Linked DNA regions of Homo sapiens: region 1 is linked to region 2. A link is a contact called in ENCODE Hi-C or POLR2A ChIA-PET data. All regions are on one chromosome and are shown on one strand. Each heading gives the region's core, a stretch centred on a gene start or an enhancer-like site at or near the end of the contact. The rest is flanking DNA. Distances are from core to core; before and after follow the strand shown. Region 1 overlaps MATR3 (matrin 3). Region 2 has its middle 35 kb from the start of STING1.

Region 1 (2,767 bases), core at 38-2,537, 220 kb before region 2:
TCACTTCAGGCCAGGAGTTCGAGACCAACCTGGGCAACATACGGAAAACCCCGTCTCTACTAAAAATACAAAAATTAGCGGGTCGTGATGGCGCGTTCCTGTAATTCCAGCTGTTGGAGACGCTGAAGCAGAATTGCTTGAACCTGGGAGGCGGAAGTTGCAGTGAGGCGAGATCGTGCCACTGCACTCCAAGGCTGGTGACAGAGCAAGACTGTCTCAAAAAGAAAAGAAACACAAATATTTGAACTCCAAATATTCTTTGTGTGTAGAAAAATCTAATGGATAATTAAAACTAGAGCAGAGAGAAAAGCCTAGGAGTTGAGAGATTTTTAGATACGTGACTGAAAAGATTGGAAAAGGCTATCAGTTTTAATGCTTGTGTCTGTCTTTGTGTGGGCCATGGTATTTTGGAAGAGCACCATGGAGGAGGAAGTTTTGCAGTTTTGCACCAAGGGACACCAAGAAACAGCGTTGTTCTTGGTAATGGCAAGAAATTGAAAACAACTTAAATGTTCATCATCTGCAGAATAAAGTACATGTGCATACATAATGATACCTATATTGCAGTGAAAATGTAGGTTTAACTCACAATTGTGGATAAATCAGTTTTTAAAAGCAAGTCAGAACAGTACATTTTAAGTCAATTTGCATGAAGTTCAGAAATGCAAAAATAACACTTTTTAAGGGTACATACATTAAGTAGTCAAACTTAAACACAAGGGGAGGGAGTCGTTGGAAATTGCTATGTAGATTTATTTCCAAAGTCTCGTTAATGTTTTGTTTCGTATTTTTATATACACTGGTTTGTATAATACATTGAATGATTAAAAGGGGATGCTGGGCCTTGAGAAAATAACTGGTATTACATGAAATGACAGAGGGATGCCTCCCAGCTAATAATTTTATTTACACAAGCATTGAGTAGTTTCTGTAAATGGAATAGTAAGCAGACGTTTCTGTAAGGTGTTTGGTTATGGTTGGGGAAAAGGTTTAGAGAAGTAGAATGGAACCAACACATGAAAGGCAGTGAAAATTATATGTGAGGCAGGGCACAGTGGTTCATGTCTATAACCTCAGCACTTTGGGAGGCTGAGGGAGGAGGATCACTTGAACCCAGGAGTTCATGACCAGCTCATGCAACGTAGTGAGACCTTGTCTCTACTAAAAATGTTAAAAATTAGTCGGGTATAGTGGTGCATGCCTGTGGTCCCTGCTGAGACCAAGGAGGATCACTTGAGCCCAAGAGATTGAGTCTGCAATGAGCCAAGATTGTGCCACTGCACTGGGCAACAGAGGAAGACCCTGTCTTGAAAAAGGAAATCGTAGTGTGGATTTCATGTGGTAAGTGGTAGGGAGTAGTAGGTTTTTGAGCCAGGAGAGTGTGAAATGAGTGATGTTTCAGGTTGTTTATGTTGAAAGGTGATGAGGTGTGAGCTTTGATGCCAGGAGGCTAGCTAAAAAGCAGGAGGACTAAGATTATGGCAGAGAGAATAGAAAGGTAAGATCTATGGCCATACCACCCTAAACGCACCTGATTTCGTCTGATCTTGGAAGCTAAGCAGTGTTGGGCCTGGTTAGTGCTTGGATGGGAAACAGGTTAAGGATGCAGGGTGAAGGGTGATTTAAACACAGGTTGGCAATACAGAATGAAGAAGGAAGATGTTTAATTTTTCCACTTTTACTAGAATTACTGCAATATAGATAGTGTATTGTTCTTTAGCTTGTCTGTTGAAAGTTACTACCAGTTGGCTCACACCTGTAATCCCAGCACTTTGGGAGGCCAAGGTGGGTGAATCACAAGGTCAGGAGTTCGAGACCAGTCTGGCCAACATGGTGAAACCTTGTCTCTACTAAAAAATACAGAAAATTTGCCAGGTGTGGTGGTGTGCACCTGTAACCCCAGCTACTCCAGAGGCTGAGGCAGGAGAATCACGGGAACCCGAGAGGCGGAGGTTGCAGTGAGCCAAGATCACGCCATTGCACTCCAGGCCTGGCAACTGTGCGAGACTCTGTCTCAAAAACAAAAGTTACTACCAGTCTTTAAGTCTGTTTTTGAAAGCTGATTCCTGGTGACCAGTATGACATTAAAGTTGATACATGAAAGAGACTACGGTGCAGATAAAAAGTTTATAAGCTCTTTATTCATTTGTCTTTGGATCTCAGTCCTTTTGCCTCTAAAAGTTTTTCTCATCTAAAAATAAAGAAAAATAGATTTTACCTTCTTAGTTTTATGAGGATCAGATTATACCAAATGAGATGATTACTACGGTGCTGTGTGTCAGACACTATTTTAAATGTTTTATTTAGACTAATTTATTAAGTCTTTTTGAGTCAGAGTCTCACTCTGTCACCCAGGCTGCAGTGGCTCACTGCAACCTCTGCCTCCAGGGTTCAAGTGATTCTTCTGCCTCAGCCTCCCCAGTAGCTGGGATTACAGGCACATGCCACCACACCTGGCTGATTTTTGGTGTTTTGTTGTTTTGAGACAGAGTTTTGCTCTTGTTGCCCAGGCTGGAGTGCAATGGCATGATCTCAGCTCACTGCAACCTCCGTCTTCTGGGTTCAAGTGATTCTCCTGCCTCAGCCTCCCGAGTAGCTGGGATTACAGGCGCCTGCCACCACACCTGGCTCTTTTTTGTATTTTTGGGTAGAGACAGGGTTTCCCCATGTTGGCCAAGCTGGTCTCGAACTTGTGGCCTTAAGTGATTCTCCCACCTCAGCTTCCCAAAGTGCTAGGATTACAGCCATGAGCCACTGTGCCTGGCCT
Region 2 (2,700 bases), core at 16-2,515:
TTTTTGGCTTTTTGGGGTTTTTTGTTTTTTTTTGTTTTGTTTTGTTTTTGAGACAGAGTCTCACTCACTCGTCGCCCAGGCTGGAGTGCAGTGGCGCAATCTCGGCTCACTGCAACCTCCACCTCCCGGATTCAAGTGATTCTCCTGCCTCAGCCTCCAAAGTAGCTGGGATTACAGGCGTCTGCCACCATGCCGAACTAATTTTTTGTATTTTTAGTAGAGACGGGGTTTCACCATGTTGGCCAGGCTGGTCTCGAACGCCTGACCTCAAGAGATCCGCCCACCTCCGCCTCCCAAAGTGCTGGGATTACAGTAACCCTGTAATTTTTCCGGAGCTGCAAGAAGCGGGTCTCAACTAAGGAAACCTGGTGAAAATGCGTGCCACTCCCAGGGATTCTGATTTGATGGGTCTGGCACAGGGACCCAGAATCTGTGTATTAAACAAGCTCCACCAGTGATGTTGATGCAGATGACTGTGGATCCACCCAGAGGGAGGCTTTGTGAAAGATGGGCTGGAGGGTGCAGGGTCCAGGCCTCAAAGGCTGGTGGGTCAGACCGAGAAGTTTGATCTTTATATGAAAGGAAGGCTGCTGAAGATCATCAATCCTAGGAACAACATTATCTTTACAAATACCCTTCCTCAGAATCGCTTGAACCCGGGAGGCAGATGTTGCAGTGAGCCGAGACAGTGCTACTGCACTCCAGCCTGGGCGACAGAGCGAGACTCCGTCTCAAAAAAATAAATAAATAAATAAATAAAATAAATAAATAAATTTCCTTCCTCCAGCTGCAGGGCAAAAAATGGGTTGAAGAGCCGGACTGGTGGTAACTGGTGTGGCCATCCAGCCTGGAGTCGATGTTGGCATGAATGAAGACACAGGCAGTTGGGACAGAGAGAAGCGAGTGGGATGTGGAGGTGACCCGATGAAATACTGGCCCGGAGATATGAGGCATGAGGCGGGGAGCACGAGGGTGTCGAAGGGCCAAAATGTGGTAAGAGAAGCCGGAGGAGTGTGAGGACAGGTGGAAGGGATCCAATGTGGGATCTAAGGGGTCTGAGACCACCGTGGCCGCGGGAGGCAGGAGAAGGTACCGCAGAGCTCCCGGTGATGTGTCAGGAGGCCCTACACTCGCGCGTGCACTGGCTCGCAGTTTGGACAGAGACCCTACAGGCCAGGCCGCAGCTGCGCCCAGACCACCCCCAGCGGGTGAAGACTGCCGCGGCGGCGCAGTTCCCGGCATGCCTCCGGCCGGTGACTTCATCCGGCCCGGGGCCAAGGCCCGGCCTCCGCTAGAGGGCGCTGCTCTCAGCAGCCGCGCCGCCCGGATGGACTCGCGCCAGAGTAGGACAAGAGAGGCAGGCGGCGGCTGCTCCGTGCGGCTCCCACGCCTCTCGGGCGGCAGGTCCTGCCTCGGACCTGGGACCACTGGCTGGCGCCTGTGGCTCACATCTCCACGCCTTTGCCCGCTCCTCCCAGGAGCCCGAGTCAGAAACCTGTGCTTCACCCTCGAGAGCGCTGCCATCCTCCCCCTCAACCAGACGGGCATGGCGTCTGGTTGTCCGTCCTGTCTTCTCATCGTCTCAGAGCCCTTCCCTGACCCCTACCCTCTCTCAGACCAACAGGATGATGACAGGAAGAGGATCCAGGACCAACTCCTAGCGGTGACCTTGAGAAAACAATCTCATACCCCAGTTTCCCTTACAATGCAATGGAAATAATACTAACAACCCTGGAAGAGTGTTGGAAGGACTAAACGAAATCATCTTTTTCAGTACTAAGCAGAGGCTCAGTGAGCATCAGCGTTTTTTTGTTTGTTTGTTTGTTTTCTTGAAACTGGTTGGAGCCCAGGCTGGAGTGCAGTGGCATGATCTTGGCCCACTTGAGCCTCAATTGCCTGGGCTCAAGCCATTCTTCCTCCTCAGCCTCTGGAGTAGCTGGGACCACAGTTGCATGCCACCACGACTGGCTACTTTTGTTCATTTTTTTTGTAGAGTTGGGGTCTCTCTAAATGGTCTTGAACTACTGGACTCAAGCGATCCTCCCACCTCGGCTTCCCAAAGCACTGGGATTACAGGCATGAGCCACTGTCCCCGGCCAACATCAGCTATTTTAACACTTCTCTCTGTTGCTGGAATGTACTCACTGGCCCCAAACTCTTCAGTGGCTTCTGACTGCCCTCAGGATCAGTCCACACGTTTAGCTTGGCATGCACAACCCTTTCAGTCTCGTTTCTTGTCATCTCCCACGTCCTTTGTGTGCTTTATCACAGGCTTTGGCCTGAACACTCCTTTGCCACCTTTTCTACCTGCCTAAACACTCCTCACATTTTGAGACCCAACATAAAAGCATTCCTATCACACATACCACCTGCACCACCTCCCCCATAATGATCCCAAAGTTTTAAGATGCCCAGAACATCTTTGCTGCTGCTGCTTCTTTTTTTTTTTTTTTTTTTTGAGATGGAGTCTCGCTCTGTCGTCCAGGCTTGAGTGCAAAGGCGTGATCTCAGCTCACTGCAACCTCCACCTCCTGGGTTCAAGCAATTCTCCTGCCTCAGCCTCCCGAGTAGCTGGGACTACAGGTGTCCACCACTATGCCCAGCTAATTTTTGTATTTTTAGTGGAGATGGGGTTTCATCATGTTGGCCAGGGTGGTCTCGATCTCCTGACGTCGTGATCTGCCCACCTCGGCCTCCCAA

Evidence for each region. Hi-C counts contacts between places; a loop is a spot of excess contacts on that map. ChIA-PET counts read pairs that join two places held with the same protein, here RNA polymerase II (POLR2A). Pooled maps may share reads with other maps.
Region 1: a map of psoas muscle shows a loop between it and region 2 (2.2-fold over the local background). The contact joins two enhancer-like sites. A Hi-C loop is called at or near these places in 6 of 168 maps with a recorded cell type or tissue (B cell, CD8-positive, alpha-beta T cell, chondrocyte and 2 more), 12 of 37 single-sample maps with no recorded cell type and 15 of 50 pooled maps. POLR2A ChIA-PET finds 5 or more read pairs at or near these places in 5 of 52 experiments (B cell, H1, WTC11 and 1 more).

What each region holds. Positions count from the first base shown.
Region 1 is chr5:139,298,349-139,301,115 of GRCh38, forward strand. All of the region lies in intron 1 of MATR3 (matrin 3), which reads left to right. It also overlaps the pseudogene RNA5SP195. Among named protein-coding and RNA genes, the nearest start is that of MATR3, 6.0 kb to the left of the region's middle. Within about 2 kb of position 1,288, at least 2 of the 41 ENCODE cell types and tissues checked have a DNase peak (open chromatin) inside an H3K27ac peak, as active enhancers do; they include CD8-positive, alpha-beta T cell, where a contact is called at or near this core.
Region 2 is chr5:139,516,811-139,519,510 of GRCh38, forward strand. No RefSeq gene overlaps it. Among named protein-coding and RNA genes, the nearest start is that of STING1, 35 kb to the left of the region's middle. Within about 2 kb of position 1,266, at least 30 of the 41 ENCODE cell types and tissues checked have a DNase peak (open chromatin) inside an H3K27ac peak, as active enhancers do; they include CD8-positive, alpha-beta T cell, where a contact is called at or near this core.